Regions from separate parts of the Homo sapiens genome. Here regions 1, 2 and 4 are each linked to region 3. Evidence: chromatin loops called from intact Hi-C (ENCODE). Cell type or tissue: CD4-positive, alpha-beta T cell. All regions are shown on one strand. Each heading gives the region's core, and the rest is flanking DNA. Links, peaks and the distances in the headings are about the cores only.

The links. Hi-C counts contacts between places; a loop is a spot of excess contacts. Peaks named below come from ENCODE experiments on the same cell type or tissue, not always from the same donor. Only the 100,000 strongest peaks of a DNase experiment are listed, where the experiment ranks them.
Region 1: a loop joins it to region 3, with 16 times the contacts of the local background. A loop is called at or near these places in 80 of 110 quality-filtered maps.
Region 2: a loop joins it to region 3, with 3 times the contacts of the local background. A loop is called at or near these places in 26 of 110 quality-filtered maps.
Region 4: it touches region 3 in a loop (12-fold over the local background); 2 of 110 quality-filtered maps call a loop at or near these places.

Annotation. Positions count from the first base shown.
Region 1 is chr2:190,778,284-190,784,521 of GRCh38, reverse strand. No RefSeq gene overlaps it. Among named protein-coding and RNA genes, the nearest start is that of GLS, 99 kb to the left of the region's middle. RefSeq lists a cis regulatory region at 2,495-2,858. In CD4-positive, alpha-beta T cell, for the core only: CTCF peaks have their summits at 2,511 and 2,714 (motif pointing left); a DNase peak (open chromatin) is centred at 2,681.
Region 2 is chr2:190,846,971-190,853,208 of GRCh38, reverse strand. No RefSeq gene overlaps it. Among named protein-coding and RNA genes, the nearest start is that of GLS, 31 kb to the left of the region's middle. In CD4-positive, alpha-beta T cell, for the core only: CTCF peaks have their summits at 2,290 and 2,498 (motif pointing left); a DNase peak (open chromatin) is centred at 2,488.
Region 3 is chr2:191,027,378-191,033,615 of GRCh38, reverse strand. STAT4 (signal transducer and activator of transcription 4) reads left to right here. Exons shown (of 24, transcript NM_003151.4): 20 at 1-126; 21 at 467-658; 22 at 2,100-2,166; 23 at 2,536-2,644; 24 at 3,750-4,040. The coding sequence ends at 3,776. It overlaps STAT4-AS1 (STAT4 antisense RNA 1), which reads right to left. Exons shown (of 3, transcript NR_136318.1): 2 at 2,519-2,731; 3 at 1,302-1,444. It overlaps LOC124900514 (a long non-coding RNA gene), which reads right to left. Exons shown (of 2, transcript XR_007087796.1): 2 at 5,890-6,238. Among named protein-coding and RNA genes, the nearest start is that of STAT4-AS1, 9.0 kb to the right of the region's middle. In CD4-positive, alpha-beta T cell, for the core only: a CTCF peak has its summit at 2,896 (motif pointing right); a DNase peak (open chromatin) is centred at 2,885; H3K27ac peaks cover 889 bases.
Region 4 is chr2:190,086,106-190,092,343 of GRCh38, reverse strand. It overlaps a transcript of AKAP19 not described here. Among named protein-coding and RNA genes, the nearest start is that of MSTN, 26 kb to the right of the region's middle. In CD4-positive, alpha-beta T cell, for the core only: CTCF peaks have their summits at 3,132 and 3,331 (motif pointing left); a DNase peak (open chromatin) is centred at 3,283.

The DNA.
Region 1 (6,238 bases), core at 432-5,431, 250 kb after region 3:
AGGAGCTGGGAATGGGTGTTAAATTAGTCTATCAACAGAGTTTCCCACACAGTCAAATCCTTGAGACACCTTAATTATAGAATGGTAGATCTGAAAGAGGATGTGAAGTACATTTAATATAACTTTTCTATTTTCTAGATGATGAAGCTGAAAAGACCTCATGTGAAGTTCTTGAAATCACATTATTTGCGCTAAGCAAAATCTAGTAACACTAGAATATTCAGCTTCTCTGGTAGTTTAGTTTATCAAACCTCCAAGAGAAAAGGTATAAAAAGGTGTAACACAAATAGTAAGCTAATGAACAAATAATTTCTTTTGAAGTTGATCATGGATCTGTTTTTTTTTAATCATATAAAGCTGGTTTTTACATTCTAATCCTAACTGATGGTGCCATGAGCTTGAACAAGAGGGACAACTGGTAAAGCATAGGTGCAGAAGACAAGTCTGCATGAGTTCCGAGAAAGAAGTCACAACTCCCAGCTCAGGAAACCAGGCAAAATATCAAAGCAGGCCCAGAATTTGAGATAGGCATTAAAGGACAGATCAGATGTGACATAGGAAGATCAGTGGAGGATATTCCAAGTAGATGGAAAAATGGAAACAGAAGTAGATGTATTAAACTACAAAATGCATAAAAGCAGAGATCAACTCCATTCAACCAGGCTGGTTCCAGAGAAATCTCTTAAGGGGCTGCTTTACCAGTCTAGAACAGAGGTAAAGCTGGCTTGCTCTAGGAGGGTGACCATGGAAATGAAAATGATGACAGTGAATGTGGAAAGAAAGTTGTATGTGTTGATTGGACAGGACTTTCCACTGAGTCTGTAAGTACAAGTCTTACTCATCTCATACTCCCAGGCCCATATCCAGTGCCTGCACATATCAGATACTCAATAAATGCTTTGAGTAGAATTTATGGGTGATTTGGTACAGAACACAAAAAAATAGATCAAGGACTCTGAGTTGGAGCTCAAGAGTGAGTACAGAACTGAATAGAGGGTGTGGAGTTCAGTTTTAGACATGTTGAGCTCCAGGTAGCCTCCTGGATTCCAGGGATGATGTCTAGAAGACAATAAGGGAAAGACACCTGAGAAACAGATAGGTATGGAAATGTATATTTGCAGTCTGCAGCTGTGCAGGCAAAAAGAAAAGGCAGTGGAGAGCTTTAGGGAATGCATACATTTAAGAGGGAGGAAGAAAATGAGTAGATGGGGAATTGACTAGAGAAAATGGGCTGTGCGTCCAAGAAAACAAGGGATAGGAGTGTCTAGAAGCTAGTGACCAGCAGTTTCCGAGCACGTGGGCTCAGGAGAGAATGGGGGAAAACAGATTGCAAGAATTTCAGGAGTGAGTTGAGAGGGAGAGCCGACGGTTGGTATCAAGTTCTTTTAAAAGTTTAAGGATGGCTGGGTGTGGTGGCTCAGGCCTGTAATCCCAGCACTTTGGGAGGCTGAGGCGGGCGGATCACAAGGTCAGGAGATCAAGACCATCCTGGCTAACATGGTGAAACCCCGTCTCTAGCAAAAATACAAAAAATTAGCCGGGCGTGGTGGCGAGTGCCTGTAGTCCCAGCTACTTGGGAGGCTGAGGCAGGAGAATGGCGTGAACCTGGGAGGCGAAGCTTCCAGTGAGCGGAGATTGCGCCTTTGCACTCCAGGCTGGGCGACAGAGTGAGACTCCATCTCAAAAAAAAAAAAAAAAAAGAAAAAAAAAAGAAAAGAAAAAAAAAGTTTAAGGATAAGAGAAAAATCAGCAGTGACAGAATCAAGGGAAGGTGGTTTGGAGTATTTGCTTTACAGGATGAGGGTGACAGAGAGTATCTGCCTGGAAGAATTGGTCGGAAGAAAAGGGGAGAGTGAATATAAAAGAGGGAATCCTGCTGAGGGGTGAGGTGACAGGGTCTGAGGTTGCTGGAGGGTGGAGGAGGCACTCATTGTCCTCTGAAGTAAGAGGAGGAAAAGGGGAGAGAGAAGGAGAGGGAGGCTTTCTGCCTTGTGCTTTCTGTCACTAACTGGCTCTGGGGAAGCTTGGGTCATTATGTAACCTCCCTGAATCTCATCTGTAAAGTCATTGGCCTAGGTGAACACTGGAGTTGGACAAACTATTATCTTGCCTCAGACATTTTACTCGAGACTCCCTCCCCTCGCTTGCTGTCCTCATCCAATCAGTTACCTGTAATGGTGATTATAGCAATAATAGCAGAACCATTTATTGCATGTCTCAAAATATCCAATTGGGATGAACCCCCAAAAGCTACATGGTGAAGAAATTGTTCAAATGTAACTTGAAGGATAGTGTGCATGTGTGGTGTGTGTGTGCGCGTGTGTAAAATGTCTTAGTTCAGTTTATCTAAAATCTTATAGGAATGCTTATAATGGCTTTTCTATTCTTTCTTCTATTTCTTTCCTGAGTTCAATCAACTTTTATTTTATTTCTTCTTTTTTTATGTCTGTTTCTGTACCTAGTTTCTGAATGTGTAATTTGAAGTGTTTTTCCATGTTCCCAAGTGCTTGAGGACGTTGAATTCAGTTCAGTGTTGTGTTAGTTTTCTTCCACTTTGCCATTATTTGGGGGAGGAATTTTTCTCAGTTGAATTGCTTGGGTTCTTTTTATTCTGGTGATTTTGCTTAGATGAAGACTTTGATCCGCCTTTCTGTGGACAGGGCTGGAAGGGTTGGGGTGGTTGCAAAATTCCTAGGTCAAGAGCGCCCTCTTCTGTCAGTGTGGCAAAGTATAACTTCTTTTTCTTTCTTTTTTAAAATTGAACTTATTATTATTATTTATTATTATTATTTGGAAGGGGAATGATGGGAGAAGGGGCTGGGCTACCTTCAGTTTTGCAAGGGAAGAGATTCTTGCAGGTTCTTCAATTTCCCTCTCACTGCAAGATTTCCAGAGCTCGCCTCTAAAAGAGGGTCCCTTTGACCCTTTTTACCAGGATGCCTTACTTATCCTTCCAAGACCATCTCCTCTCACAAAAAGTGGGACAAGACCATCTCCTCGCATGCAGCACATATGGTTAAGTCCCTTCCCAGTAGTAAGTAGCCTGATCTACCAGTGTGCTTTTCAGTATTTTCAAACTTAGCGCCGACGTTCTCTCTCTGGTGGTTGTTTCAGATCAATCTAAGGTCCACCACTAGCTTCCCTCTTGTCTACTCTGCACGGATTTTCTCCAGCTGACTTTGTTGGTTCCTGAAGGGCTTGTATTAGGAGTGGAGGAGGCAACTTGCTGGGGTTTGGTGTTTATTTTTCTATTTACAGTTAATTTGAAATTTGGACATTTCATGTCTTCTAGTTATGTAGAAGACATGGGTTTTATGTAGTTTCATTTGATCTTCTTTATTGTTTTGGGAGAGAGTATGTTCAAACTCAGATTTATATCACCACCATTTTCTTGGCTTCTCAGAATTTTTCCATAACATATACTCTAAATTTGTCTAATTTGCCAATAAGATATATAGGAGTTCATTGACTCAAATTATCTCAGGGAGCTCTTTAAGCTCTTACATTAATTAAGAATTGAATTGAGCTACTGGTGAAGGAGATTCCCCTAAACAAATTTGGGGCTTTTCTTGTGTAACAAAAATTTCAGAGGTAGGTGGTAGCGGGCATTGGCTCAGCAGTGAAGACAGACCATGTTGATATCTCCATGACATCTTAACCTCTCCCTCACAGGTGCCTGTGATTACAGGAGGGTTGCTCTACCTCCAGTGTGTCATGGCTATAATCCAGTCAAGAAGAAGGGCAGAGTACAAAGGGTAAAAGGCACTTGTTAACTGTCAGCTCCATTTTAAAGGTCTTTCCTGAAAGCCCCATCCAAAAACTTTTGCTTATACCTGGGTTCAATGACAACCTCTAGCTGCAAAGGAGAATTAGAAATGTAGTTTTTGTTTGTTTGATTTGTAGTAGTTGATTTGTTTTTCCTGAGCACATTATAGCTCCCCCTCAAACACACACACACAAAATGGGGGAGATGTTAGTAAGGATAGGAGAAAAAAGAATATTGGATAGGCACTAAAAATTCCCCTCTGCAACTCTCCAAGTCCAGGAACAGAGAGTTTCTGGTCTCACATCATTGGCTCAGAGACAATATCCAGACCAATGATTACCAAACACCTTTGGGAGGTTCTGAGAGAAGGCTGTGTCACGACAGGTAAGAGAATTACTGGAGACTGACCAGCTGCATGGAAAAGGACTGAAATAAAACAAGGCTAAACACTGCCCCGGGTTGATTTACCCTTACTTTGGGAGTCAGCCTAAAAGCTAATAAATATGTTTTTTTTTTTTAAGCAGCGTATTAGGAATTCCCCAGTTTGTAAACAGGGACACAGTTCTTCTCTTTTCCCTTCTTTCTCTAAATGGAAATAATTCTATAATGAAACAAATTATTTAGGAGTTAAAGCCTAGTGGAAGATCATCTGTTCTCACCATGGAAAACTCTAGTGGATTAATTCATTCCCAAAACACTCAGCCATCTTACCTGCTACACAGACACACACACACACACACACACACACACACACACACACACACACACCTATAGAGACTTCTATATATGATACCCTCATTGATATATATCTGTTATAATTGTTGATAACTGTTAACTCAGCTATGTGAAACTAGTTTTGTAGTTTTGTAGGTACACCAATCCTTTAAGATTCATTTCAGAAAATAGAGAAACAGACACTTAAAAATCTCCATCCTCAAAGACAAGCACTCAAGTTTATAAACACACCAATTTATTTACTCCAGCAGACAGAATCGTGGCATATAATGATTACGTTTTGATCCACAGAAAACTCTCGGGAGATGTGAATGTCTGGCTCTACCCCTAGCTAGCAGTGCTATTTGGGGAAGCAACTTAATCTCTCTGAACATCATTTCCTTGTCTATAGAAGAATGGAATTTGTATGACTGTTTTTGTCAAGTTATAAGATCCTATCATTTTGGAGATTCTTATGTTCAATTAGCCTTTGTTCAGTGTCTGCTATGTGCTAGGCACTAATCTATGTACTATGGACGTCTTATGGGGTAGTAAAGCACAATGGGGAAGATTTCAAGCCAACTCAAAGGAGAAGGTGAATAAAATATCTAGGAAGAAATTTAACCAAGGAGATGTGCAACATGAAAACTATAGTTAATAACAATGTATTGTTTACTTGAAAATCACAAAAGAGTAGATTTTAAGATTTCTCGTTACAAAAGTAATTATAAATAGGTGAGGTAATACATATGCTAATTAGCTAGGTTTAGTCATTCCACAAGGCACACATATTTCAAAATATCATGTTGTACACTGTAAATATATACAATTTTTATTTGTCAATTAAAAACAAGACAAAAAAGTGCTATAAAGCAAAACAAAACAAAAATTTAATCAAGGAGGTAAAAGACTTGTACACTGAAAACTACAAAACATTGCTGAAAGAAATTAAAGAAGACCTAAATGAATGGAAAGGCATCCCATGTTCCTGGGTAGGCCAACTTAACGCTGTTAAGATGCCAATACTACCAAAGCAATCTGGAAAAGCTGATACATATGGAATTATGAGGAACCCTAGATAGGCAAAACAATCTTGAAAATAAATAACAAAGTCAGAGGCTCACACTTCCTGATTTCAAAAGTTACTATAAAGCTACAGTAATCAAAACAGTGTGGTACTGGTATAAAGATAGACACACATAGACCAATGGAGTAGAATTTAGGGTCCAAGTGGAAACCTGTATTTCTATGGCCAAATGATTTTTGACTAGGGTGCCAAGTCCAGTCAATGGAAAAACAGCAGTCTTTTCAGCAAATGGTGTTGGGACAGCTGGATTTTCACATGCAAAAGAATGAAGTGTGACCCCAACCCCACATCGTATAAAAACATTAACTCAAAATGGATCAACAATCTAAATATAAGAGCTGAAACCACGAAAGTCTTAGAAGACAACATAGGGGTAAATCTTCATTACTCTGGATTTGGATATAACCCTGAAAGTATGAGCAACAAAAGAAAAAATAGATAAGTTGGACATTCTCAAAACTAAAATGCTTCTTGCATTAAAGGATGATATCAAGAAATTAAAAAGACAACTTATAGAATTAGAGAAAATATTTATAAATAAAAATATCTGAGTGGGGCGGTTCCAAGATGGCCAAATAGGAACAGCTCCAGTCTACCGCTCCCAGTGTGAGCGACGCAGAAGACGAATGATTTCTGCATTTCCAACTGAGGTACCGGGTTCATCTCACTGG
Region 2 (6,238 bases), core at 522-5,521, 180 kb after region 3:
AATAAAATGGATGTGTCACATTATGCAAAATATAGATGTCTCAGAAATCTTGGTTCTAGGCCTTGAGAAAATACATTTTCCATTGACTTTCAAAAATGTCTAAATAAAAGACAGTCTCATGTCCATGTTGCCTAAAAATTCATGCCTCAAAATGTAATAGGGACAATTTTTTCTGTAAACATATTTAAGAATTGTCAAAAATAATGTACTTTTGGATCCAGGGACACAGATATCCTATGCAGTGTTTTTTTGCTAATTGGAAGAAGGTGGTCATTTGTAGAGGCAGATTAAGCCTCCCTCCTGCTCCAGGGCATGAGGTTTGACGAGCGAAGTTGGGTCTGGGCTTCGGTACCTTGGCTGCTCCAGTAGGTGTCTGTGTAATGCTCTCACTAAAAACCTGCCTGTGGCAGCCCCACTGGCATCTCATAGTCGAAATCTTCTCACCTCTAAGGTGGACCTGCGATTTCTACTAATCCATATATTTGCTAAACTCTGGACTCGCTAGCTAGCGTTCTTGTCCTGCCCTCTTTTACTCACTTTCTACACTCTCACCTTCACCCCATCCTGCTTTCTTAGAGAGAGACCTCCTTAGAGCCAGAGGGGACTGACAGGCACTTGTTAGCAGGAACCATGGCATTTCACAGTGGTCTTCCCAGCATCTAGTCAGTAGCCGGCATGTAGAAGAACTATGTAAATGAATGAGTACATTTTAGAACTATGTGTGACTATCTCACTGGTTAAGCCATCCAACTTTATGTCATTTGATTAGGGGCAAATTTGATATCAAAACCTTGAAAAAAAGTAATTTCTATACTATTGTTCTGATAGATTATCTGTGCTTAGTGCTTCCCAGCAATGCAACAAAATATGTTTTGCTATGGTTTTATTTTGAAATCCATAGATTTATGATTACATAGTAAATACAATGTAAGAAAAGTTATATTGGGTCTATATTAGTTGACATTTTAACTAAGAAATATTCTGAATCTGAAAGACTGATTATTCTATTTTTATAATCCTGAACCATTCTCTCTCACATTATAACACCCAAATTTTAAGTTTCATTATGGTTGAGCTGATAGAGATTGTATTCAAAAAGCAATGTTTCTAAGGTTCACGCTCGAGAGAGAATGAAATAGGTAAGAAGTTGAGAAACAGCATCTAAGTAAATTTGTTATGGCAACTGTGCCATTCTTGCTTTTACCTGCAACTAAAGCAATGACCAGATACCTAACTGGTTTGAGTTAACAAAATATACAGCATCTTTAGGAGGGTCCTGACGCCTCCAGAATGTGGATCCAGGATGAATACAGAAATTTCTGTTTCAGTCAGAGGATAAGAACAGAGATAGAATAAGTTGATTTAAAGTAATTAAGCATTAGTGAAAATATATATCAGTATCAAAAGTTCGATCATTTTAAAATACCTTAATCTCATCTTAATGTTTAATGTTTGTATTACTTGATGGTGCAATGTCCTTTTGTTTTGTTTTGTTTTTGTGACGGAGTCTTGCTCTGTTGTCAGGCTGGAATGTAGTGGCAGGATCTCGGCTCACTGCAACCTCTGCCTCCTCAGTTCAAGCGATTCTCCTGCCTCAACCTCCCAAGTAGCTGGGACTGCAGGTGCATGCCACCCCACCCAGCTAATTTTTGTATTTTTAGTAGAGATGGGGTTTCACCATGTTGGCCAGGATGGTCTCCATCTCTTGACCTCGTGATCTGCCTGCCTCAGCCTCCCCAAGTGCTGGGATTAAAGGCATGAGTCACCACACCTGGCCCCATTTTTAAATAACCAAGTTAACATTTTTAAAGAAGTCTAGAAGGTTAATGCAATATAATCTACCTTGTAACCATACTTCTTGCCATAGCCTGATTGGATAAGAGGTTCATCCACTCAAAATGCCACAGAGGCCAGGTAGGTAAACTGAAGGAGGCTGGATGTAAGCACACGAGCATAGATGTACATTGAGTGCTGGAAAGTGCCTGGCTATTTAAGTGGGGCAGCTGGGTTCAGCTATAGCTAATGGTTATCTTGAGGGAATGAAGAGCTAGTAATTGCTAGATCTTCTGATTTTTCAAGAAAGACTGAAAATCCATATTGTTATGTGGGCACTCCTGATTATTAGCTGTTGGCTTAAATTTAAAATGAGCAAGACCATCCTGGCTAACACGGTGAAACCCCGCCTCTACTAAACAAAATACAAAAAAATTAGCCGGGCGTGGTGGCAGGCGCCTGTAGTCCCAGCTACTCGAGAGGCTGAGGCAGAAGAACGGCGTGAACCCGGGAGGCACAGCTTGCAGTGAGCCGAAATCGCACCACTGCACTCCAGCCTGGGCAACAGAGCGAGACTCCGTCTTAAAAAATATAAATAAATAAATAAATAAATAAATAAATAAATAAAGCAAGCCAACAAACCATTTGAATCAAACCAAATATGGCTGCTGGCCACTCATTTATTTCTGGTCTGACCATGTGATATTTATTGCCCCCTGGTGGTGGCTTTCCTCAATTCTAGCTTTAATTTTAAGAGATGTGACAACGAATTTTGGTGTTTGGCTAATTTGTGAAGGGGCATAGTCCTGCTGGGTGGGCGAGTTGCCCACTTCCAACATCCGTGCCAATGCTTTCTTAGATTGGCACAAAAGGCAAAGTGAAAATAAGCTCTCAAATGATAGTTCATGAGTCAAATACCAAAAAGAAATATTCACTAATACAGATATTGTATGATAATAAGTACAATATGGAGGTTTTTGTTTGTTTGTTTGTTTTTGTTTTGTTTGTTTGTTTTGAGACAGAGTCTCGCTCTGTCGCCAGGCTAGAGTGTAGTGGTGCGATCTCCGCTCACTACAACCTCCAACTCCCTGGTACAAGATATTCTCCTGCCTCAGCCTCTCAAGTAGCTGGGATTACAGGCACGCGCCACCACGCCCAGATAATTTTTGTATTTTTAGTAGAGATGGGGTTTCACCAGGTTGGCCAGGATGGTCTCGATCTCCTGATTTCGTGATCTGCCCGCCTCAGCCTCCCAAAGCTCTGGGATTACAGGTATGAGCCACCGCACCTGGCCCCAATATGTAGTTTTTGAAAAGCATATATTATCATATATTCAGGATGCTTTCTGGGCACAGTTAAAGCTAGGGGTGCCAAAAAACATTGGATCATTGTCTTGGGCTCTGTGGCTGCAGGACTGAGCATCTGGACTGTGACTCACTCAGGCAGTTGGCCAGTTCCCCAACTGGTGCTAAAGGAGACCTGAAATACACTTTTCTCATCTGTAAAATATGAGGATAATAATCCTACCTGGCTCGTGGGGTTATAAGACTCACTGTCCTCAATATGTGTTAGGGGGAAAATTCCTACAGATATATTAATATATGCAGTAAGCTCAACCTACTACCCTTGGTCATCAAGACAGGCAGGTAGGACTCTCTTGTCTTCTATGCACACCCTTGGCCCATACTGGGTGTGGTTCTTTTGGGACTTCCTCATTCTCTCCTTTAAGGTTGATTTCTTTTAAACTGATGTTCCCATATAAACATGTTTGAAGCAGAAAATGGTAGATTACAGCATGATTTGGACTGTCTTCCACTCTCACGCCAAGGTCTATCCTGTATTTAGAGCATATGAAAGATGTGTCTGCTTGAAAGTAACTTGAATAGTAATTTGTGGCGGAAAATTACAGGAGCCCATCAGAAGGGGATTATTATAAAGCACCACCTTTCACATGGGAGTTAAGAATGCCTTCATATGGACTTCGTTTGCATTTTTAAAAAATTGGAACACTGAGGCAGCAGAAAAGCCTCTAAGTTTCCAAACAAGTAACTTAAAGCCATGAATTAATGGGCCCAGGAGTTTTTTCTTTTTTAAATATAATACCAGGCCGGGCGCGGTGGCTCACACCTGTAATCCCAGCACTTTGGGAGGCCGAGACGGGCGGATCACGAGGTCAGGAGATCGAGACCATCCTGGCTAACACGGTGAAACCCCGTCTCTACTAAAAATACAAAAATTAGCCGGGCATGGTGGCGCGTGCCTGTAGTCCCAGCTACACAGGAGGCTGAGGCAGGAGAATGGCGTGAACCCGGGAGGCGGAGCTTGCAGTGAGTCGAGATCGCGCCACTGCACTCCAGCCTGGGCGACAGAGCGAAACTCCGTCTCAAAAAAAAAAAAAAAAAAAAAAAAAAAATATATATATATATATATATATATATATATATATATATATATATAACCAGAACTTCCTCTAATTAAAAAAAAACTTTTAGACGTTAACTTCCATATTTTTCATATTTAAATGTGAGAACGTAATGAAGAAAAAGTTGCTGCTGAAAGTTAAAATGTACTTACTTTTGTCATGAGAATTATGAATATTAAAGTGAGAAAGTTTTATTTCAGAGAAGACACAGTATAGCATATTAATACCAAGAATGAAGGAGATGATAAAAAGTGTGCATGGTTGTGTAAGTGAATACTACAGCATATATATTCAAAGGATTCAGCAGAAAAAGTTATGTGCTTGTTTCAATGCTACTGCCATGGTTCAAAAGGCTTTTGGAGTTCCTTTCTTTGAACTATCTTCAAATCCTGTTCACTTTGAAAATTACTCACATTGGTTTATAGTCATGCTTCATATTCAAATCACTTGGGTAATGGTTAGGCTTTGGGTCTGATCATTATACAAACTAATGTAGGGATTGAAGAAGGTTTATCAGGGAAGCAGAGAAATCAGATGGAGACTGAGACTCTTCAAAATCAACGAATCATAGCGTTTAAGGGGCCGGGCATGGTAGCTCATGCCTGTAATCCCAGCACTTTGGGAGGCCAAGGCAGGCGGATCACCTGAGGCCGGGAGTTCGAGACCAGCCTGACCAACATGGAGAAACCCCGTCTCTACTAAAAATAAAAAAAAATTAGCTGGACGTGGTGGTGGATGCATGTAATCCCAGCTACTCGGGAGGCCGAGGCAGGAGAATCGCTTGAACCCGGGAGGCGGAGGTTGTGGTGAGCCAAGATTGCGCCATTGCACTCCAGCCTGGGCAACAAGAGCGAAACTCGGTCTCAAAAAAAAAAAAAATCATAGCATTTAAAAAGATATATAAATTATAAATATTTATATAGCCATAGAGATGTCAGGAAGTCTTTCTTTGTGACAAAATATTTTCTCTATCCTAAAATAGCACTGTAAGCAATATAGCAGAGGGCTCATCCTTCATATAAGTGTGGTATTTTAATAAAAGAGGGAAATGAGAAAAATAGTTGATCTTATGCAGAAACTCCAAAGTCCTCGTTGAGAAATATGGAACAAAGTAGAGCAAGTTAAACTATTAGAGAGAACAGATGGAAGCTTCCTCCTGAGATAATCATGAGCAGAATTCTTAGTACCTTCCTGGAAAATTTTGAATACATCCATCTTCTCAATTTTTTTTTTTGAAGAGGGAAATATTTATGAAATGAGTTTGTACAAGACTGGCTGCAGTTCAAGTTTTGCAGAAACAAGCTGCTTATCTAATTCCTGTCTGAAGGACATTTATTTTTATTAGCAGAAATTGCACCAGCTATCCAATGCCTCCCCTCTTCAATGGGAAAAAAAATCTTGAGAAAGTCCTTTGAGGACTTTTAATTACACCTCAAATAATTCCATATTTGTATTATCAACTGTACACACACACACCCGATTGAGAGAAAATACGTAGATAAAGATATACACACATCTTAATAGAAACAAAAAGGAAAATATATTTGCATATTCATACTAAAGACCTTCTAAGTAGTTCTGTACGAAGAATAATAAATTTATGTTTGAAAAACTTACTTTATTTACAAATAGACATGAAAATGTTGGCTGAAGGTAAATTCCTGCTATAAAACATGGTCCTGAAATTTGGTTTTGAAATTCATGTACCCTGTCCTTCACTGAAAAACAGAATGACTTTAATGAAGATAAAGAACTTTAGTTCAAACATGCATTAATTTAAAAAATTCCAGTAACATATGAACTGTAAATAGGAGCCTTGTTTTGTATGCAAGTTTGTACCTTTCTGAAGCCCATCTTTCCAGAGGATCATGACTGATACCCAGGAGACCACTTCCCTGAGAATTACGTTTGGATTATTTGTCCTGAAAGCATCTGCTCTCTTGTCCTTGAACACTCATCTGCCACTCTTCTGCCCACTCACCCAGCCTGGTGAAATCTTCCTGCAGTTTATTCTATTGACTTGGCATTTTACTAACTGGAAGT
Region 3 (6,238 bases), core at 354-5,353:
GCTTTGTTAGCAAAGAGAAGGAACGGCTGTTGCTAAAGGATAAAATGCCTGGCACCTTTTTATTAAGATTCAGTGAAAGCCATCTCGGAGGAATAACTTTCACCTGGGTGGACCATTCTGAAAGTGGTATATACTCACTAATGTTTATTCATGTGAAATTAGTTTTCTTAAATTTGGTTACTGGGATTTCAGTTTTTGGAAGTGTATGGTGTGTTGATCTGTCTGTGATGTATTCAGTGGGCTTGAATATTAGTAGTTGCAGTTGTCTCAGAACAGGGTACCTATGAATTCCAAAAAGTCTATCGTATGCACAATCTATACTGTCCAGACAGCAGAAGGTCTGACATTGAAGTGACATGAACTGACAAGTCACTCCAGTGGCATGAAGATAATGTGGGCAGGGAAGAAATGGTCACAAGGAATGTGTACAGGAACCTGTATATTTCTCCAATTTCTGTTTTTCAAGGGGAAGTGAGATTCCACTCTGTAGAACCCTACAATAAAGGCCGGTTGTCTGCTCTGCCATTCGCTGACATCCTGCGAGACTACAAAGTTATTATGGCTGAAAACATTCCTGAAAACCCTCTGAAGTACCTATATCCTGACATTCCCAAAGACAAAGCCTTCGGTAAACACTACAGCTCTCAGCCTTGCGAAGGTTAGGTTTTTCTGTTTGTTTTTGTTTTTTTTTCCTTAAGATTTTGGAAAATAACCTCATATTGGAGCAAAGTAAATGAAGTTCCCCTTCTTGTTTACTCTGATTTCTGTAAGATCTAAGGGCATGTGGAGGTCAAAGCCTTAGAAATGAAGTGGTATGTCAGCAGTTCCTGAAAAGGGACCGCTGGGCTTTCTAACACTAGCGAGTAATAAGCAGCTGTAACTAAACTTCACCATGGCCATGGGGGCCTCTCATAGCCACTTGGAGAGCTTCAGTTTTCTCCTTTGTAAGACAGAAGTGGTGCAGGCTTCATGTCTATGACTGAGGGAAAGGAAAAGAAAGAGGGGGTAATGATGAGAAGCTTTTAATAGTAAAACAAGTCTGTATATTGCAAAGGAACCCCAGGGTTTATAAGTTTTATATTTTTAACCTTACTGTAGTCTTACAACTCAGGGTATTTGTTCATTTGCTAGGGAGGGGACCTGTGGATCTCTGCTTCATCCTCTCCCTCCCCCACACTCCCAGCCTACCTTTCCTGGTTGTATCCTAGGACCTAGAGCAATGTCTGGCTAAAAGAGGGATTCAGTAAATATTTGTTGAATACATAAAAGAAAATTTGTTAAATTACTATGCAATTTTAAGGTACGTTCACCATTCTGTTTCTTTAATGAAAGTGTATACAATCCATAAAAATCTTCATCTATAGCACTAAATCTTTGGGCACCATCATGTAGAATATCCTACAGTTGTCACTCACAGACTTGCAGCCACCTGACTTCATGCCCTCTGAAATAAACAAAAATACAAAAGAAAATAAAATCAAACAAACCTGTGGCTTTTCAGTGACTTTCAACAACTGATAAAAATGAAATAACAAATATCAATGCAACAAATTAGGGTTGGAAAATTGGAACAAATACTAGTTCAACATGGTATACCAGAGAAGTTTGGGGAATTTTTCCAAGGTGAGGTTTGCACATGACTGTTACTACAGTACAATGATACTTTTGGGAACACTGACATCTGTACTTCAAGAACGTTTGCAATCATAAGATTCTGATTGGTGTCAATTTTAATGAAAAGAACTGGGTTATTATATCTCCCAAAACATGACTCAATCAGTCCTTATAATCAAACATAAATGAAACGTAGAAAACAGGTAATAGAGTTGATTCTCAATTTTTCCCACACAGTTTAGAGGCATTAATATGTAAAGTCAGATTAGGCCTGCCAAGAGATTTGTTTTTCTCTTCTTGCACATTTTATGCTTATCTAAAAGATTGTGTCCCCTATTTAACAAAACATTTCTGTGTATCACCGAACAACTGCGTTATCTCTCTTCCTCTTATCATTGTTAATATTTTTCTAGACTCTTTTTTCCCCAGTTTTATTGATAATATTGACATTTTTTTCCCCAACATTGTGCCTTTTTGTTTTCCAGTTTCAAGACCAACAGAAAGGGGTGACAAAGGTTATGTTCCTTCTGTTTTTATCCCCATCTCAACAATGTGAGTAATGTTAGTCACATGTGAAATATTTTTATAAAAAGCTTTCCTATAGGAGATTTAAAGGTAGAGCAGAGTACACATAACTGAGAACAAAGCATTGTAATGTGCAATGTCCCATTTCCTTTAATACATAAGGCTAGCCTTCAGGGCACACTTACCACAATCTATTGTGCCTAAAATTATAAAATTCCCCTTTTATATGCCATATATGCCACAGTAAGTTGAGTGTTCTGATATGAAATGATGAATTAGATAACTCAATGTCACAAATAGATGAAGCCCTAGAAATGAGTTCCTGACATAGTAAGTCACCGTGAACTATTATTATTTTTTAATCCTTGTCCATATTGACCTTGTTATCTCTTTAAGCCGAAGTGATTCAACAGAGCCACATTCTCCATCAGACCTTCTTCCCATGTCTCCAAGTGTGTATGCGGTGTTGAGAGAAAACCTGAGTCCCACAACAATTGAAACTGCAGTATGTTCCCTTTATTTTCCATTGCTGGTCAAAGGTGTTTCCAACGATGCAAAGGTGGTGTGTGAATCAAAGGGGCTGAAATACTGCCTGGGTAGGGAGAAAACACATTTATTGGAACAAATTCATGAGCATAACACAAAAGGTGTCTGGATGGTCCTGCGTGTTGCTGATATTATGCGTATTGAAAGCAGACACCTTCAGTTACTTAAACTGCTTTACGTTGTTTCCACCAGAAACCACCAGAGGGCAAAATATTCCTATACCCTACTCAAGCACACTATCGCTGCTTGCACCATGGGCCCCCTCACTCCCCACCACTCTCTACTTTAGCAAACACCATTTATTGGTCAATATTTATAAACCTAGTATACTATCTAGTTTACTAGTTACTTACTATCTAGTAAACCCAGTTTGCTATCTTAACAGTGCAAACATCACAAATTGCAATTTTTCTTGATTGTGACTTGCATTTCTAGAACCCGGAGCCTCATCAATAATATATGAATAACAGTCAATGGCATAATAATGCTCTCCTTTTTGAGAAATGAGTCATAATCTTTAATGCAATAATGTTATTTGGGATGCATGCTATTTGCTCTTATCCACCAATACTGTCAATGGGTTCAAACCCCCAATTTACATGAAAGTGAACATACATCAGAATAATATAATAGAAACTTGGAGAGACCCTAAGCCTCAAAAAATTTTTATCTGGCTGGCTTTTAGTCCTTCTCTTGAAGATTTCCATAGATGAAAAATTCACTTTACTTTGATAGCTTATTCTAATGTTAGTTCCCTTAAATCGTCAAGTTATTTATGTCTAACTGAACATTTGCTACATTTTGCACCCATTTCCTCATTATGTTTTTGGTGGATAAACAGGCCTTTTTCTTAAAACACTTTTCTGTCTCCTTGAAAGGTACCTTTTATTTTAGACTGATCAACCCCAATTACTTTTGCAAATACTTAGTTTAAGTATTTTAACTAGGTAATAGAAAAATTATGGAGTAATTCGTAGAAAAGAGGACGTTTATTTGCCCAAGAAATAGTGATTGATTTGAAAACCAGTAGTTTCCTCAAAGATTATTTTCATTTTTAATTTTAGATGAAGTCTCCTTATTCTGCTGAATGACAGGATAAACTCTGACGCACCAAGAAAGGAAGCAAATGAAAAAGTTTAAAGACTGTTCTTTGCCCAATAACCACATTTTATTTCTTCAGCTTTGTAAATACCAGGTTCTAGGAAATGTTTGACATCTGAAGCTCTCTTCACACTCCCGTGGCACTCCTCAATTGGGAGTGTTGTGACTGAAATGCTTGAAACCAAAGCTTCAGATAAACTTGCAAGATAAGACAACTTTAAGAAACCAGTGTTAATAACAATATTAACAGAAGACTCGCTTGCCTGTGTTTGGTTTATTTCTCATTTTGTCTCTCTGGTGTTACTACGATTTTAGCTAGAAGATGTAAGTGTTAATGTTTCAGGGTAGGTCAAGAATAATAAAGTCACACCTACACCTCAGCAAGAAGGCGTGAGGGAAAAGCCAAATAAGCCAATCAGTATGATGAACGCTAGCAGGCATGGTGATCACAGTAGATCCAAGAGGAAAGTCGTGATGGGACATTAGCAGAAATTCACGGGGCATCCAGGGTTGAATTATGAAGCCTCCTTAGTGCCATGTCAACGTTATTCCAACTATGGGGTTCAACAGCTGCTGGTTCCAAAGGAGGAGGGATCCAGAGTCATTCCTGGTGGTATCTTGGGCAAACTGCACTGATTTTACAGGTATTGTAAGCAGACACATGGGTTAAAAAAATAATAATTTAAAAAAACTCATGAGGACTAGGAGGATGAAATGAGGACTAGGAGAATAACAACTCTGGCCTTGGGTAACTGATTTTATTCATAGGTTGCTCATTCTTCATCTCTAGAAGAGGTAAGACTATGTGGGTTCTATGATCTTTCCCAGCTCTAATAGTCTCTCTGGTCCTAAGAATCCAACCTGAGACTGGGGAAAGAGGTTTAGGATGAGATGTTCCATTCCTTCAATTTTCTCTAGTAAAGAGGAAGGGTAGTTGGTTTCCTGGATAGTAATGTATGTGAATTGCAAGTCTATTTTGGTCCTTGCCTCACCCCTACTGGATGTTTAGTGGTGCCATTGCCCAGCTGCTGTCCTTAGTAATAGCATGGAGCTCTCCAGTGCTCAAGACCTGGAGAGCTCTCTATGCCTGCTGAGCCCTGGGGATGCTGCTGAATCTGTTGAGCAAGTAATGCTACTGAGGCATCTGCCATGCCAGCTGCAGAAAAATCCAGAACCAGGTTTCAAGATGAGCCCTGACTGCAGAGTCAGAGATGGCAGCCCCCTCTGAAGGGCTCTTATTTCATTCCTTCTGCCCACCTCCTGTCCTCCAGGCAAACCAAATAGGCAGAGGCTAATGTTTGATGGAAAAGAGTTCAAAGGAATAAAAGCTTTTACTATAACCTGCCCTTTCCCTTAGAGAGATTCCATCTGAGCAATCTCATCCCACCCACATGTGCCCAACTGGCTCCTAGATTATTCCTATGGAACAAACTCTCCACCTGCCCCAAGGCCAGTTCCTTTACTCCTTTGTGAGCGCCTAAATGCTTTTAGGGTGGAGGCATCTGTTTGATGGAAGGGTGCATCTAACTGGAGGTGCATCCTCCCAGTCTCTACTTCTCTCCACAAAACCCGGTTTTCTAAAATTTGCCTGACACGTGTATCAACTGGCAGCAGAATTGGATGAAATAATTTAAACTGGAGCATGACTATTACAGTTTTATCTTTAAAGAAGTAATTTCCTACCAGGAAGTGCTCTTAAACAATTGGATTTAGACAAAATAGATTGCAGAAGCTCTTTGCTCCCTGGAATTTATCAAAAGTACAATGGACTCCTACCTATTTCACAGAAGTTTTAAAAACTTGTCAATTTAGAGCCTGGTAGCAGAATGCCAAGGTTTTCTATGTGATCACAGTCATCATTGTTATTTGGGGGTACAAAATGAAGGACATCTGTAGTTCATTTTCCATAATATGGACAATGGCCACGTTATAAAAGTTCAATAAGTGGCTATTTTTATTTAGATTCAGAAAATCAAAACTAAATTATTGACCCCAGAGTTAAGAGTTATTTCTCAAGATTGTGAATCTTGTACTCCAAAAATCATTTTTGTGGGGGTGTCTTATTTCATTTTGTGTTGCTATAAAGGAATACCTGAGGCTGGGTAATTCATAAAGAGATTTATTTGGTTTTGCAGAGTGCACAAGAAGCATGGAACCTGCATCTGCATGTGAGGCCCTTAGGCTGCTTCTACTCATGGCAGAAGGCAAAGGGAAGCCGGTGTATGTAGAGATCACATGGCAAGAAGCGAAGCAAGAGAGAGAGTGGGGAGGTGCCAGGCTCTTTATAACAACCAGCTCTTAAAAGAACCAACAGAGTAAGAATTGTATTCATGCCCTGCACCATAGGAGGGTATTAATCTATTCATAAGTCCACCCTCTGACTCAAACACCCGCCACTAGGTCTCACCTCTAACATTGGGATCAAATTTCAACATGTGATTTGGGGAGACAA
Region 4 (6,238 bases), core at 768-5,767, 940 kb after region 3:
ATATCAAGGTCATTTTGACCTAAGGGCAGGATTTACAGTAAGTACATTCTCTTACACAAGGAACAATCAATAAACTGGAAATCTTAGAGGCCTTCTTGGAACTGGAGTTAATCAGCAGTCAACATGACAAATTAGCATCCAGATAATTTTGCTTTAGCCTCCACACACATATTTACAAAAAGATTTGCCATTAAGTATGTGTTTTGAATATTATTATAACAAAAATCTGAAAGAATCTAAGTGTCCTACTGTAGAATATTAATGAAATAAATTGCCATATATTAACATAACATAATACAATATAGTATAGTCATGTTTAATGATAAGTCATTTAAAAATGTGTAAAAATATTTAATTTCTGAGGAAGATATTGTAGTCAGTCAATTTGTTTATTTACTGAGTAGATAAACAAAAATATTAATATTAATTACTCCTGAATAAAGGAATTATGAGTGATTTTTAGTTTTGGCTTTGTGTTTTCTATATTTTATAAATTTTCTGTGATGAATATGTATTACTTTGTAATCATATTATTTCAAGTATTAAAAACTATTTTAGAAACCAAGAATTTTAAGCACATTTATATTTTCTGTGTTTATAATTAGAATCCTAAAATTCTGTAGTTGAAAGGGATCACAGGGATATTCTGGTACAAACTCAAGATCGAAAGTTTGGCCTCTAGAAATTTAAGACATAATTTACACAATCAATTAGGCTTTGTAATCAATAAAGTAGATTACATGGCCTCTTCAGTTCTTAAAATGGTTCTATTTGGGCTACTTGTGTGTGTGTGTGTTTAACAAAAGAGGATAAACTACTAATTTGATACAAATAAGTTCTCTTCTACTTTAAGAAACATAGGAAACAGTTCTTTACTTTCAAAAGTAGGTCACTCTTGTAGCATATTTTAGTACAGTTTGAATAAATTCCTTTCAGTTATTATCAAAGTATCCTAGTGTTAGAATTCCTGTGAGATAGCAGACTTTCTGAAATAAATTCATATGTGTCAAACTGGAACTTTCTGTAATAATATTTTTCAGTCTTTTAGAATTAAATTTAAAATGAGTTTCTGTTTCAGTCCCTGAATGTAGACATGTGCCACTGACGTGCTGACAAGTTATCTGATTTACATGGCATTAGAAAGTTTCTTTTTAAAGGCAGTATATTGTTGAACTTTATAGGCATTTCCTATTCTTAGAAATATGAAGCAAAGTGTCAACTGGTAAACAGTAAAATTCAGTTCTCAAATTGTGTGGATGGTTCTTCTATTAATGTGTTAGCAACTCTACAGTAAAAATATCAAAGTCTTTTTATAAGGCTTACACCTTTGAAACAAAGTTATTCATTTATTACAACAAAATTTATGTTATTACCTATTATGTGCCAGGTATTGTGCTAGATGCCAGGGTATGTCTGTAATAAGCTAGAGTCCATGCCCTTCAGGAGCCTACAGAAAAGAGCGGACATTAAAAATAAGCAGGCAATTAGACTACAGTGCGCTAAGTATTAGTACTGTGATAAGAAAGTACTAGTGGTAGGGGAGAAGTAGGACAGGACATTGATAGAAACCATTTGAGGGACCTGTTCAGCTCACACACTTTTCCCTGGGAGTCACCTTCTGCCTTTTATCAGAGCCTTGTCTGAACTATGTACCTCCATCTTTCACACATGATCAGGCAAGGGATACAAACCTTACACAGGCTAGGACTCAAAGACACGTGATCAGTTAGCTATGGCAGCTAACTTGGTTATATAAAATCAAGACTGAGGTGGTTGTTTGAGGCTATACATAAGTAGAAAAAAGACTGTTCTGAAGAAGTCTGGAGAGGAGACTCAATCCACTTGGGAAGAATCTGCTTTGAAGCTATCTCACTAATGTGCCTGGCGAATTGGTGCTGGCTATTGACAGGAGGCCTCAGATCTTCTCCATGGCACTGTTTGAGGCATGGCAGCTGGCTCTCAGTGAGCAATCCAAGAGACCAAGGCAGAAGCTGCAATGCCCTTTATGACCTAGTCTCAGCAGTCATACACCATCACTTTCACTGTGTTTGTCACCAGGCCATCCCCTACTTACTGTGAAAGGAGTGTATAGAAGGCTTTCTTCGCTTGCTAACAACTAGAAATAAACCCAACTACCTGCCTAGATGAGGACTTTAACACAATAATATTGGAAATGGCAGCAGCAGCAGGAGTGCTGCAATTGAAAAGGGTAATATCAGTCTCTCCCAAAGGAGCAGGCAGGTAGTTATAAGGAGAAAAAAGGGACAATGAGATTACATTTGCACACCATACACCTACAAGAACTACTCTAGGTTAAGTAGAGTAGTTTGGGGAAAGGGGCATATATACCAGGCCAAAGGACTAGAAACACTGCTCTGCATGGTGTAAGAAGTTAACTCTCCTTGACTCCTAGCACAATTGAACCAGTGTTAGGTTTTGCATAGTATATGGAATTTGTGGAGGGCATTTGGGGCAGACTGAACCCCTCTGGAGTAGTCCTAAATTGAATCATAGTCCTCAAGAGTCCTAAGACTTAGGACGTAAGACTCAAGACTTACTCTTAAAACTTAGGACTCTGGGGAGTCCTGTGGTTTTTCGGGAGTAACACTTTGCTGAATGTCTACCTTTGAGCATCAACAGTGATCCTCAAATTCTTTATGGTGTATGTACAGTCACTAAGTTTTTAGGGCAAAAACATGTAATATTGAAATTAGAACTGGCGTTGAAATCCTTACCCTGCTCTTGGATATATGAACTAGTCTATTCTGGCTTCATGTACGTAGCAAGTTAACTATGGAGGAGTAGAAGCCATTAGAAGAATTCTAGAATTTTCAAAAAGGGGTTCTAAAGGAGCTGAATACATTTTTCAGGTGTACATAGAATTTTTAAAAACCTTCAGGATAGGACTGAATTTTGTGTTTTGTTTTAATGTAATCTCATATATTTAAAGAAATATACTTACTCATCACAGTTCTCAGAGGCAAAAAATTAAACATAGCTAATCAAATAAAATATATTTTTCTGAAGGACCCCAGAGTCAAAGGAAGTAAATGATCTCCAATTTCAGCGTAAAAATAAATAAATAAATAAATGAAAAGAATCAGAGAACAAAAACAGCAACAACAAAACCTAGTTGAAATGGACATGCTGAGTACATTTGAAGATCGATTTGGATTACATTTAGGTACAAAGAGAGTCTATGTCTCAGATGGAAAAATCAAGACAAAGGGTAACTGTGATTTGCACACAATCAACTACAACATGAAAGAGCATTGGACTCAAAGCTCGATGTGGCTATAGTGACCCCTGCTGGAGCCTATCTTTTAAACTAAAAACCTAAGTCAGGGCTTCCATGAGAATAACTAAAATTTTCATAGAAAAACTGATTTTGAGAGCTGGGAGAACGCTTAGAGGACATTTAGCATAACCTCCTTACTTCATAATTGATGAAACAGGCCTTTGGCCCAGAGAGGTTAAATGACTTGCTTTAGGTCACACAGCTGGGATTACCAGAATGTAAAGATGTCTCCTCAATTCTTGGGCCTGTTTCCATCAGTGGAGTTTTCTGTTACAACTAATAAAAGTATCTATAACACACAAAATGAGATGTCCAGGAAAAATCTCTTACACTGATTTTAAAATATTCACTTGATCTAGTTAACTAAAACTCAATTTTGCCGAAGAGAGAATTTCTAATTGATATTAACATGATACTTTTTTTTTCTTTAGCCTTTATGAGTTTATACAACTTTGTATCTGACTCAAATTTATTTTTGGAATGTTAAGTAGTTCTGTCCTTCACTAGGTTACCTATGTTCCACATCTCTATTTTAATCTTTTTGAAATATTTATTTGGATATTCTTTTTACGTCCTTTTCCATTCTTTGCCTCTAAAACTTGTTGATAATGTACTAAGCAAAGGGACAAAAAGGAAACGATGGTAAAGGACCTTATACTGGGATTTTCTGGAAGGCCTGACTCTGATTCTTACCCTCTACTCAGAGCTCTGGGACCACCCACTCATGAGTGCTCTTTGCATCTTCATTTTTCTTCTACCAATCAATACTTCTCTTTCTCCACTCCTTAAATCAGAGGTCCCCAGACATATCACGATCATGGGGTTTGTGCATTCACTCTCCTCTCACTGTACCAGAAGGCATAATCCTGGTCCCTGATCATATTCTTAGGTAGTTATGGAAGCTTTGGCAAAGTCACTTTACTCCTTCCACATTTCCTTTCTGCCATCTTTAAAATAGGTATAATAATATCAGCTATACATACTTTACAGTGTTTCAGGGATGATCTCTGTAATTTTTTCCTCTCCAATTATTCAAGCAGGTAGCCAGGTTCTTTTCTACTTTTTTGTGTGTGTCCGGAATTTTTTGCATGGGGAAAACTTAAGCCATCTGAGGTTTTAAAACTCCTTATCTTTTATACAAAAGATTATGGTAGGAGCCCTGGAGAAGGAAGGGAGAAGAGGGCTTTAAGTAAAAAGAACAAGATAGAAGATTGTCCCATTCTGACTAGAAAGGTTATAGAGGTTTATTGGTTTCATGACCAATTGGGAACACTATAGAGCCTGCTCTGAGGATGCCCCTGAGCAGGGTGGAAAGACCTCAGGGTGGAAGGGTTCATGATGTATGATTCAAAACCTAACTGGAAGACAGACAGAAGTAGAGATCGACATTGATTCACAGGCAAGTGGCACTTTGGCCAAGGAGTCAGCGGGTTGGAAAACAGAATTTGAGGAATGGTTAAAGGGAGGCCTGAGGAAGAGTTTTAGGACGGGCCTCTCAGAGTAAGCAGAGTGAGAATATCTGTGTCCCAAATTAATGCTTACTAAAAGGCATCCACTGTAAAACAGATTCTCAGTAATCAAGTAAAGAGTATGGCCAATCCTGTGGATGCCAGTTAGCTGCCTCCCCTAGCTACCCTGGCGCTTGTACAATGGGCCCATGAACACTTTGGCCCTAGCAACGGGCATGTTGATCACGTGTGGGCTTAAGAACATAGGATTCTTTTCTCCCACTATGATCTGGCTAGTCTCACTGATGAGAGATTTAAGGAATCTGAGTTGAAGAAATGGTTTCATGTCTGTTGGAAAAATCTGACTTGATTAAATGGTAGAATAATCTATTGACAACTTATGTTGCCACTTGTAAGACTAGGTTGCTGTCCCACAAGTTATTGTATATTTCCCAAGCCAGCAACTAATATATAATGCTATTTCTTCCATAGCCAGAATACTTAGATCTGAAAATGAAAGTGTAAAAGTATTGGTGGTTCCATTATTATTCCTAATGACCTACTCACATAACTTTTGTTTCCAACCTCACAATGTTGTGCTCTTAGTTTCCATGGAAGGAATACTTTTTCCAGGAAACACTAGAAGGGTTCCTTTGAATGGAAGCTGAGACTGCCACATCAGCCACTTTGAGGTCTTCAAGGCACTGAACCAACAAGGAAAGAAAGGGATTACTGTATTCGCTGGGACAATTAATCCTAATCATAAAGTGGGAAAAGTGGTGGTACTACAAAACAGAGGGAAGACCATGTCTCAAAGGCAAGACATTCTCTGAGCAACTCCTTTCATATCCATATCTGAGCAATTCCTTCCATATCCATGGTAAAATTTACAAGATTAGAGCAAACCAAGCCAAGCAAGAACCACAATGGTTCAGATATTTCAGGAATGAAGGTTCAGGTCACTCTGACTGATAAATAATAACACCTAGCTAAAATGATAACTGAGCAAAGGGAGCATGGGAAGGGAAGTGGAAGAGGGAGTTACAAATACCTACTATGGCCTCATAAATTGTGTAGACTGCAACCATCGTGCATATTTTCTAATGTTTCTCTTTCCCCATCTTCCTTGAGGTCTTTGAGGATTTGAACCTAATTATGGAATAGGTCAGGGTCTGGAAGTGATAAGTAGTGAGAATTAACATTTAGGAGATTCGTCATCTTCCTGCAAATAAACCACCTCAGGTGAAATTATTACAGGTTATCAGATGGAAGAGGAGGACTGCTCCTACTAACAACTAAGACTCAGTGGAGTTTGTTAATTCAGGCAACAATTGGTGATATTTTAAGGAATGTTTTGTCATTACATTGTACAAATTATCAGTATCCTATTTTCCATTGATAGTGAGGCCATTACTGATTTCAAGTCTAATCTATGTGTATGTTAACATCCGCAATGTGCTTATACTATGTGATAGATTTCTTTGGAGGAAGG